Linked DNA regions of Homo sapiens: region 1 is linked to region 2. Evidence: chromatin loops called from intact Hi-C (ENCODE). Cell type or tissue: PC-9. All regions are shown on one strand. Each heading gives the region's core, and the rest is flanking DNA. Links, peaks and the distances in the headings are about the cores only. Region 1 holds the start of LOC107984790 (a long non-coding RNA gene). Region 2 holds the start of LINC03080 (long intergenic non-protein coding RNA 3080).

Region 1 (5,364 bases), core at 320-5,319, 51 kb after region 2:
GTAGAGACTGGGTTTCACCATATTAGCCAGGATGGTCTCGATCTCCTGACATCATGATCCACCCGCCTCAGCCTCCCAAAGTGCTGGAATTACAGGCATGAGCCATTGTGCCCAACCTGATTACATTTTTATACTAAGAATTTCACATAAATATCCAGATTTCCAGCTGCTCTTTTTTTTTGTCAGGGTCTTGCTCTGTCACCCAGGCTGGAGTACTGTGGCACAATCTCGGCTCACTGCAACTTCTGCCTCCCAGGTTCAAGCGATTCTCCTGCCTCAGCCTCCCAAGTAGCTGGGATTACAGGCATGCGCCACCACGCCCCGCTAATTTTTGTATTTTTAGTAGAGATCGAGTTTCACCATGTTGGCCAGGCTGGTCCTGAACTTCCAGCTTCTCTTGAAAAGCAGGAGTGTCTGACACACTGAGCCTGCTTTCCTGCAAGGTAACAATTGCCTGTTGTTCAAGAGCAGCTGCCCACTGCCCCCCGGCCCCATGAAGGCTGAGGGCTGTCTAGTCCGGGGGTCCCTGCAGGCATTTTGGATTGGCTTCCATACCTGCCTCTCAGCTGAGGCCAGCTGAGCACACACAAAAGTAGACTCTGAAGATGGCCCGAGTTCCAGCCTCACCTCTGCCACGTATGAGTCATGTGACGTTGGACAAATCCCTCATCCTCATGGGGCCCTAACTTTCTCATTTGTAATGGGGGGTAATAGCAGTATTTACCTCAAGAAATAAGAGCTGTGAAGATTAAATTAATTAGAACAGTGCCTGGCACACAAGAATCACTAAAATAAGCTTAGCTCTCATTGCTTGACGTTTCCATAAACACTCAAGTGTCTGTCTAGAATGGCACCATAATTCCTGCCTCACGGGCCACAGAGTGTCTCTAGGGGCACAGATGAGCCCAGCTACCTGGGGGGTCCTTGCTGGGTGAGGGAGGGTCTCTGTGGTCCACCCTAGGCCTTGGAAGTGGATTTCCGTAGCTGCAGCACTGGGGCACACACGCAAGGGTATAGATTTGAACTCAAGAAATGGAAAGAGGCCAGGCGCAGTGGCTCATGCTTGTAATCCCTGCACTTTGGGAGGCCAAGGCTGGTGGATCATTTGAGGTCAGGGGTTTGAGACCAACCTGGCCAAAATGGTGAAACCCCGTCTCTACTAAAAATAAAAATAAAATTAAAAAATAAAAAAAAATTTAGCCAGGTGTGGTGACAGGCACCTGTAGTCTCAGCTACTGGGGAGGCTGAGGCAGGAGAACTACTTAAGCCCAGGAGGCAGAGGTTGCAGTGAGACAAGATAGCGCCACCGCACTCCAGCCTAGGTGACACAGTGAGACTCTGTCTCAAAAAAAAAAAAAGAAAGAAAAGAAAAAGAAAAAAGAAATGGAATGAATATTTATTCTTTGTCCTCACTTTTCAAAGAGTTAAAAGATGAAGCTAACTAAAGTAGAGATGTTGGCTGACATTCATACTCAAAGCCTCGTAAGAAGGGCCCAGGGCTTCCCTAATGACATACTTTAATGGCGTGAGGATTTTTTAAATGGACCCCAAAATAAGGCAAAAATAAACACAAAAAAGCCTCCAGCAGGGAGGCACGAAGCCTGAAAGGCAAATGGCATCCCTTCCTGCCCTCCTCAGCTCACGAGGCAGCTTCTTCCTGCCTTCTGAGTACAGGCGACTGACCTGCACACAGAGCACCTGGAGCCTTCTGACCTTCATGAAAGACTCTTGTGTCTGACCACCCCTCATCCTGGGAATATCCCACAGCCTCTAGGGGCTGCCTGCATCCCTGGGGACTCAGAGTGTCCATGGTGGACCTGAGGCCACAGCTGAGATTGTTGGTGGGGACATTCCTAGGGAGGGGTCTGTGCAGTGTGGGTGGCACATTAAGCAGGCAGCCAGAGGAGCACAAGGGTCGTGAAAAGAAAGGGGTGTTTTGGGGGCAGGAACAAATCTCCCCACCCTAGAGAGACGGAGCCCAGCCTGCGTTTGAACTGCATGCACTGTCTCCTCTGTATTTTACAGGAAAAGGCCATCCGTCAAGATTCAGCTGAATGAGTTCTTCCGATTCAGCCTCTTGTTCCTCCAGCTGTGCCAGCTTCTGCTTTGCAGGTCTTGCCAGGGTGAGAGGGTGTGAGTGTAGATCTACCAGCGCCCCAAAGACCTTGGAGCATGTTCTATAGGCTCCAAAGCCACCTCTGAGCAGGAATGGAGGGGAAGGCTGGGACCCTGAGGTGAGAGGAAGCAGTTAAGTCAACAAGCAAGATAAAAGGTGGAGCGGGGGCAGGGGTGGAAGACCAGAGAGGAAGGAAGTGCTGGGAGGAGAGGTGCCGTTTTTGTCCTTGCCATTTCAAGGATGGCAGGGAAGAGAAGGAGAAGAGAAGAGAAGAAGTTTTGCAGAGACTATGACGGGTGCCACGTCTAAGATCTTTAGGGGAAATGCCAGTGAAGAGTGGAATCCATTTCCGATTGCTGAACTGTGCTATGATATTTTGAATCCAGCACTGCCCCAGGCCTGAGCTGCAGGAGCCCACAGCTTCTATGGGACTACCGAGGGCTGGGGTGGAGTGAGGGGTGAGGGCAGAGACACTCCATGAAAAAGGGATCTGTCCAGCAAGGACCGATGAGATGGAGAGACTCAAAATAACCAAGCCTGGTCCTGCCTTCAAGGAGCTCACGTCTGGCAGAGGCGAGAGAAATGTTGGAGAAACAGATGTGAATCCCACAGATTCCCCGAGCGTGCAAATCCCTGGCACCACCCAGTCAGCCCCTTGCAGTTTCCCCAGGCGGGCAGCAGACACGCAGCCCACGTCTCTGAGGGCTGGCTGCGTGAGTGAACTGCCTTGAGGTCGCCTGGGCTCCCACGGACCCCGCCTTCGCCCTCTGTCCTCTTTGTGTGTTTCGTGACAGGAGGGACGTGCGACGTCCACATATTTTTCCTGGAGCAGGAGAGGGGTGGAGTCGGGGGAGGAAGGAGGTGGGGGCGGGAGAAGCAGGGGGCGGTACCCAGTGGTCTAAGCAGCCTGGGGGGCGGGTGGCTTGCCAGGGCGCTGGGCATGGCTGTCGGCAGGGACTGCAACATGTGCGTGTGGCACCCTGCCCAGGGGAGAAATCCGAAACAGCTTTCTACACGGAGCTGCTGCTCCTGCGTGCGGGCCCCACCCAGCTCAGAGCCAAACAGCTTAGGGAGCCAAGGGATGCCTTGAACCTTGCAGGGGACAGGAAGGAATCTCTCGGGCCAGGGTATTTGTAGCAGGTATAAAATTTATAATTAATATTCAGATGCTCAGAAATGTTAACTTTATTTTCTACCATTGAACTCCATTTGTTGGAGAGCCCCATTTCTGTTCAGTAGTGGAAAAATACAAACCTCGTCCATCCTGGAGAACGCAGTCACATCGAGTTTGCCGTTTAGTCCATTCCGGGGGTGAATTCAGTCTCTGGGAAGGGCTCAGTCTTCCCAGGAGGCATGTGAGAGCTTGGGAGCTCCATGTACAATCTTAGGAGGGGGCTGGGCCCTCTGGCTGGCAGGAAGTAAGCACCCTCCATTCTGGGATCCCCTAACCTGCTGGGGTCCCCATCCTTCCTCCTCCGGTGACAGAGGAGGGCGCTCACTCAGGCCTCAATTCTTTTACTCCACCCTCTCTCTTCATGCTCTTCTTCCAGCCCAGGAAAATGGGATGTACTGCATTCCTGTGTGGCAGGAAATTGCCCACATATTCTATCCTGCTCCTTTCCCATTCTAGAGCTGAAAAGCAAAACTCTCCACTCTTCTGCAGAACATGAAATAGTCTAATTCACAGCAGCAGAAAGGGGAATGAATGGCAGGGGCCAGGGGCAGGGGAGAGGGAAAAGGGGAGTGAGTGCTGAGTGGGGACAGAGTTTCAGTTTGGGAGATGAAGAAGTTCTAGAGATGGATGGTGGTGATGGTTGCACAACAATGTGAATATATGTAATGCCCTTGAATTGTACACTTACAAAATGGCTTGCGCCTGTCGTCTGGGCTACCCAGGTGGCTAAAGTGGGAGGATCTCTTGAGGCGTGGAGTCGGAGGCTGCAGTGAGCTATGATCAGACCTGTGAATAGTCACTAGACGCCAGTGGAGTTCAGTGTCTCTGGGAGAAACATAGCGAGACCCTGTCTTTAAAAAATAAATAAATAAATAAAATAAACATAAAAAATAATTAAAAAAAAATTTTTTTTAATTAAAAAAAAAATGGGGGTGGTTGCTCACGCCTGTAATCCCAGCACTTTGGGAGGCCGAGGTGGACGGATCGCCTGAGGTCAGTAGTTCAAGACCAGCCTGGCTAACACAGTGAAACCCCATGTCTACTAAAAATACAAAAAATTACCCGGGCGTGGTGGCGGGCGCCTGTAATCCCAGCTACTTGGGAAGCTGAGCCAGGAGAATTGCTTGAACCAGGGAGGAGGAGGTTGCAGTGAGCAAGAGTCAAAAAAAAAGGTTGAAATGATACATTTTATGTTATGTGTATTTTACTACAAAAAAACAAAGCTCATGTCCAGTCTCTTCGGCTTTGGTGCCTGATAGGTTAAAGAATGCTTCTGGAATTTACAAGACTTCTTCCTCTCAAGTACTTGGCTCTTAGAATTGAAAGACTCACTCTTGTTTCTGAAATGGGTTTCAGGAGCTTATCCGGGATGTCAAGAAGGAATGTTGTCACTTTCTCTTTGTAATCCAGCTATAATAATCTCAATCCTCCCCTAGCAAAACTGGGGGGAAGGTCACTGACAAGGAAGCATGAAAAAAAGAAAAATAATTAATTAGTCTTAAGTGTTATCTCCTATTTTCAACAACCATGCATTAGAAGTGCTGGATTTGTCAAGAGATTGGAGTTTCATCTGTTTCTAGGACTGCTTGAGGTATCGAAGTTTACATTTAAGGGTCTCATTGTGATTAGTTTTAAGAATACAGAGAGACAGCCATAAAAAAGGAATGAAATAATGGCCTTCACAGCAACCTGGATGGAATTGGAGACCATTATCCTAAGTGAAGTAACTCAGGACGTTCTCACTCCTAAGTGGGAGCTAAGCTATGAGGATGCAAAGGTATAAGAATGGCACAATGGACTTTGGGGACTCGGGTGAAAGGGTGGGAGGGGGTGAGGGATAAAAGGCTACATATTGGGTACAGTGTGCACTGCTCAGGTGATGGCTGCACCCAAATCTCAGAAATCACCGCTGAAGAACTTACTCATGTGACCAAACACCATCTGTTCCCCAAAAACCTATTGAAATTACATAAATAAATAAATAAATAGGTACTTGGAGGCAACAAAAAGAATACAGAGAGGGGTAAGGGGTCTGGTGGGCAAAGTGGCGGCAAATCTATTCATTTATGTACTT
Region 2 (5,364 bases), core at 284-5,283:
GGGAGAGAGGGAAGGGGGATTGGGTAGGAGGACGTGCGTACCCAGGGAAGCCCTGAGAAAGCCGTGCTGCTAGGCTGATGAGAAGCCCCAGAGAGAGGCCTGCATACAGGGCAGTTGGTGGGTCAGGAATGGCCTGGTTCTAGGGACTAGTGCCTGCACCGTATCCAGTCACTGGCTGGAGTGGCTGGGGAAGGAGCGGTCTCTGTGTGAGCAGTGACTCCCGTTGGGGCAGCAGTGGGCAGCTGAGCCTTTTTGGGGCAGCAGTGGGCAGCTGAGCCTTGCTCCAGCATGTTCTTTGAGGAGATCCCATAATTCCCATTGGTTTCTGGGGCCCCCTTTCCCCAGAGGCCCCCAGACCTCCTAGCCCCCCACGCCCTCTGCCTGTGGACCCCTCACCCGAGCGGACTGCCATCCCCTCTGGTCCTGTCTGGCAGGCAGCTCCTGCTGCCGGGCCTGGGACCCACCTGCCAGGTGCTCCTTCTGCCCTCCAGCTGCCCAGAGAGGGGCACCCAGAAGCATGTGCAGCCTTGGTTCACAGGGAGTCCTGTGTGGGGCAGAAATGGCCCCCTGTGGGTGAGCTGGGACAGGAAAAGGCCGTGGAGATGAGGAAGGGACCCTGAAGACAGACCTGGCCTCGGCCACACTCATGCTTGGAGCTGGCTTGAGCCCTGTGGGGTGGGGTCAGATGGAGCCCAGATGCTGGCTGGAGGGTCCAGGTGAGCATGTGCCAGGCACAGGGGCAGCCTGGCCGGTTCTCAAGGGACCACGGGCAGCCGGACATAGCTGTCCCCGCCACAGCTGGGCCCAGCTTTTGAGAACAGTGACAGGAAACAGAGGCCTGGATGGGCAGGGCCCTCACTGGACACAGGCCTACCTCCTGGGAAGGAGGCCTGCGTTTGAGAAATCCCCTCGGCCTGGGAGGGTGGAGAGACAACACCCTGCGTGGGTGTTCGGCCTTCGGCAGCACCACGCCCTCCCACCCCCAGAGCTATTTCTGCAGCTTCCTGGCTTGGTTCCTCTTGCCCCACCCCCACCTCTGTCCCAGGTGAGACCTGCTGGGAGCAGAGGCCCTGGAGCCACATTGGGGCAGGGCCTGGGGAAGGGGGACACCCCCTGTGGAACAGCACGGACAAGGGGCCATTGCCAAGTCACAGCCAGGTTTAACCCCTAGGATTCCAGTTAAAATGGAAAATTTGGACTCAATCTGCCTCTCCCCGCTGAGCAGAACCTGGGGGGGCTCCAGCCTGTGGGCTCTGGGGGTTTCTTGGTAACTTCTCCTACGGCAGGGATGCCACAGAGCTTCGAGGGCAGATGCCACGTGTGGCTGCTCCTGTTGGCTGGAGGGGACAGGAACCTGTGACAGTGTCCTCTTTCTTCCCCAAGAGCAGAGCCGAGGACCAGGAGGTGCCACAACACCAAGGGGACAGGCCCCGCAGAACGCTGTGGGGAGGAAGACATGACGCGACAGCCTCAAAGCACCCGGCAGAGCTCTCGCCTCCTTCCCTGTGATTGCCAGTGTCCAGATGCGCAGTCGGTCAGCCCTGGGACTGCCCGAGTGTTGCCTGCACTCGGCAGCCGTGACCCAGAGCTCAGCTACGCAGCACAGGAAAAACAGGGCTGTCGTGGAGGAATTTGTGTTCTCATCACACATTCAGAAATTAATTTTTTTTAAGAACTTATACTTTTGGGCTCTTATAAACAATCCGTCTTCTAAAAGTCCGCCTGGGACAGGCTGGATAGCCTCATGGCCACCTATTTAAGTAAACTCCCCATCTCCATCATCACCCAGGCTCCTCTCTGCTCCTGCTTCCTTTTTTCTCCTAGCTTGCATTGTCAGTAACACAGTCCGGATTTGACTTATTTACCTTGTTGTCGTCTCTTCCTACCCTGACTCCCAGTAGAACAGAAGCTCGAGGAGGCGTGATGTTGCCTGTTGTTTACTCTGTATCCTCAGAACTTGAACTGTGCCTGACATGCCATAGGCACTCGATAAATGTTTCTGGAATGAACAAAAAGGATGCTTTCTTCAGAACACGGTGACGCTTTCCCAGCAGGGCTGGAAGGGCGGACGCTGGCATCCCCGTCGCTCCTAGAAGCCCCCCTGACAGGGTCTGCCCTGGGCTAGAAGCCGGTGCACCTCCCTTTCGGGTCCTTACCACAACCTGGGACATCTTGAGACTGGACCCCTAGATTGGTGGCAGGACCTGCTCCGAGCTGCCCAGCGAGACCTGGGCAAGCCGCCCCCACCAGCCCGGGGCTCCCGACCTCCTCTGTGCTCGTCCCTGCGCCCTCACGCCTCACCTGGGAGCTGATGAGACACACAAAAGCTCCAGCCCCACCCCGGACCTGCAGGGACCAGGGGATGCATTTGAACCAGGGATCCAGGTCAAACAAGTGCACATTGCAGTTTCCCATGCAATGCCCTGCCCACAAACGCCCCCTTCTCCCAAGCAAAGTGGAGGGCTTTGCTGAAGCCATCTCGATTCTTCCTCCCTGCAGCTACTAAAACACGCAGCGCTGGCAGCTGAGGGGCGCGGGCCTTAGCATTACCGCAGAAACTGTGAAGGGCAAACCTGGTAATTAGCCGGGGAGAGTGGGGAGGTGAGGCAGGCACAATGGGAAGGCGGGGAACGGCAGCTGTAATTGCAGGGTGTGCCAGCCCTGGGGACGCGCAGGGGGAGGGCATTAAGACGTGGAGGCAACCACCTATGTGTGAGCTCCCGTCGGGTGGGGGCCCACAGGGGCCGGCAAGGGAGGAGCGGGGTGACAGGATGCGAGGGAGATGTGAGTCCAGCCACCTCGAGCCTGAACGCAGCCTGCCCAGGTGTGCAGGCGGAGCCTCCCTCACTGTCCCCACCCTCGCTGGGTGACACCCAAGGGACGCTGCCCCAGGCTTCTTGGCCACTGGAGGGTGAGGCTTCCTGGAAGCTGTTTCCCTGTTTGCTGCATCTGAATTGGATCCAGAGAGTTCTAAGTCGTCAGAGTGAATTTCACACTGAGGCTCCCTGGCACCCTGGGGCTTCATGGCAGGGTGTGGAGGCAGCTTGCAGGGCAAAGAGGAGGCCAACCTGGTGGGCTTCCTGCCCCTGGCCTGACCCCTCCATCCCACACACCCTGACTTCAGCCAGGCAGCGCTGCTTCTGTTTTATATTGAAATTTCTGAATGAGATTTCATTTCAGGAATGAGGTCTCGTTACTTTAAAAAAGAGAGCAAGAAAGGAATTGATTCATCTGCTGTCTCATTTTATAGATGAGGAGGGAAGCAGCGTGCCCAGAGATACTTGGGTAAGAAGAGGCAAGTTCCGTTCTCCTTCTACTTCCTGGCTCCAGAGAAGGAAATGGCACATTTAGGGAGGACTCTGTCTCCTTGGGCAGATTCCCAGATTCCAGGGCATTTTTATTGTCCTAGAAAAATGATGCGGAAGCTGAGAATCAGGATACTTCGCTCCCTAGAAGACACACAGAGGTTTGAGAGGGAGCTGGGCTTGGCACCCAGGTTTGTGGGGAGCATTGGACCATTTGGAGTCCAGGGTGACATCACCCCACCCCTGCCAGCCCCTTCTGCTCTATCCTCAGCTCCGCTTTGTCCACTGCCAATCAGTCATTGCAGGGACAGGCGTCGTGCAGGGGGTGGAGCCCCCAGCAGCCCCAATGCTGCCCTCCTTGGCCCCAGAGTCCAGCAAGACTGGGCACAAAAGCATATTTGATTTCACCCATGGGAGGGCTTCAAAGGAAAGGGAAACCAGTTGGGGCCAGAAAGGGCTGAAACCTCCTGAGAGCTGCCACTCCCTCCTGCCCCCTGCCCCTGGGACCCCTACACCATCTCAAGCCCGTGAGATCTGATCCTCCCCTCATGTTCCATGATGAGACCCACTGCATCCCAGGCGCCTCCCCCGAACCCTCAGCCACCAGGCATGCTGACTTCTTTCACTCCCCCTCCCCGGCCAGGGCAGGTGCCCCCCGACCCTCCACAGAGGACCCAGTTCTGCCTGCAGAGAGATTCTCCTGCGCAAGCCCCACATTCGCTCTCCTGCGCCCGTGGGGGGCCCTGACAGCCCCTCTGTGGGGTGTGGACCTGGGTAGGAGGAGCCCCTGATGCTAATCTGAGTGTGACCTCGAGGTGACGGAACTTTTCTGGTTCTCCCTTTCCTCACACGTAAAACCAGAAGACGGTGCTGGAAGAAAGGTGACCCCCAGCCTGACTTCTGTGACCCCTGCTGTCCAGGGTTCCATCAGCATTTCTCAGCGACCGGACATTGCTGCACTGGATGCGGGGGAGTGGGGTGGGGCGCTGTGCCTAGTGACCCATGGGCCAGGGCCATGTCCCACGGCCACCTTTGTAGATGTTGCCAAGTCATATGCCAAGTGGGGACACTGCCCTGGGGTTGGCTCAGCATCCCTCCTCCCCTCTGTCCAGCACCCTTGCCTCTGGGGACTGTCTTCTGCCCCCCATGTACTTCTGGGGGTCTGCCAGGCCCAGCTGCCCCCGGCCTCATGCAGCGTGGGCGCATATGAAGAGAGCCCTTCCCTCCCTGGCACTAGGCTGAGAGGGTTGGCTCTGGAAGTCAAATGGAATGTCCCTTACTCCTGGGAAAGCTTGTCCAACACCGGAGAGTAAGGTCCACAGGCAAGCAAGGGTGGTGCTAAGTGAGAGACAGAGCACAGCCCCTCCACGATGGCGCGTCCCTGGGCCTCTGTAGCCTGCACTGGCTCTTGGCAGGGGCACTCTGGCCCTCCTTGCTGTCCGTGACCCAGCTCTCCCTGCCCGACCTCTCCCTGTATCCCTCCTCTCTGTGTCTGCCCAGGATGACTGACTGCCTGGTAGGGAGAGCAGCAGCTGTTGGCTTTTCCCATGTTCCCTACCTGGAGCATTCAGCACCACACCAGGGATCAGGCTGCAGTGTAGCCTGGGCATCAGGCAGCCAGGGCAAGAACCGAGGCTGGGGGAGAGGAGTCTGTCTGGGGTGCAGAGCTGGTGAGGAAAGCGGCTCCAACCCTATCTGGGGAGGCCGCCTGCTCCAGCCTGGGAGGATTGGGGCCCAGCACACTGGGGGTCTCAGCCCTCCAGGGACCCAGGACCCAGGACCCAGGGAGGGAGATGAGGTCAGCGCTGAGCAAAGGCCCGTAACACGAGGCAGGAGGATGTCGGCACCCGAGAGACCTGACAGCCACTGGTGACTCAGGGGGATTGGCTGGGCTGCCTGCAGGTTCCCCTGGGCACTCTCGCCCCTGTGGACCCCCTTCTGATCCCTGGTTCCTGGGCTATGCTGTGCTCCTGCGGGCCCCTCGGCAGGGCTTCCCTATTCCCTCCAGCTTTCTGTTTCCATGCAGAAAGTTCCCGAAGCCTGGACCAGGAGGGCTCAG

The links. Hi-C counts contacts between places; a loop is a spot of excess contacts. Peaks named below come from ENCODE experiments on the same cell type or tissue, not always from the same donor. Only the 100,000 strongest peaks of a DNase experiment are listed, where the experiment ranks them.
Region 1: a loop joins it to region 2, with 6 times the contacts of the local background. A loop is called at or near these places in 10 of 110 quality-filtered maps.

The regions. Positions count from the first base shown.
Region 1 is chr15:99,483,614-99,488,977 of GRCh38, forward strand. LOC107984790 (a long non-coding RNA gene) reads left to right here and starts at 3,105. Exons shown (of 3, transcript XR_001751711.2): 1 at 3,105-3,256. RefSeq lists a silencer at 3,016-3,065. In PC-9, for the core only: no CTCF peak of the experiment used is centred there; a DNase peak (open chromatin) is centred at 3,058; H3K4me3 peaks cover 935 bases.
Region 2 is chr15:99,432,595-99,437,958 of GRCh38, forward strand. It overlaps LINC03080 (long intergenic non-protein coding RNA 3080), which reads right to left and starts at 2,617. Exons shown (of 2, transcript XR_007064775.1): 1 at 2,574-2,617; 2 at 1-1,999. RefSeq lists enhancers at 581-1,780, 762-811, 822-1,021, 4,463-5,132. In PC-9, for the core only: no CTCF peak of the experiment used is centred there; a DNase peak (open chromatin) is centred at 2,817; H3K4me3 peaks cover 1,062 bases; H3K27ac peaks cover 686 bases.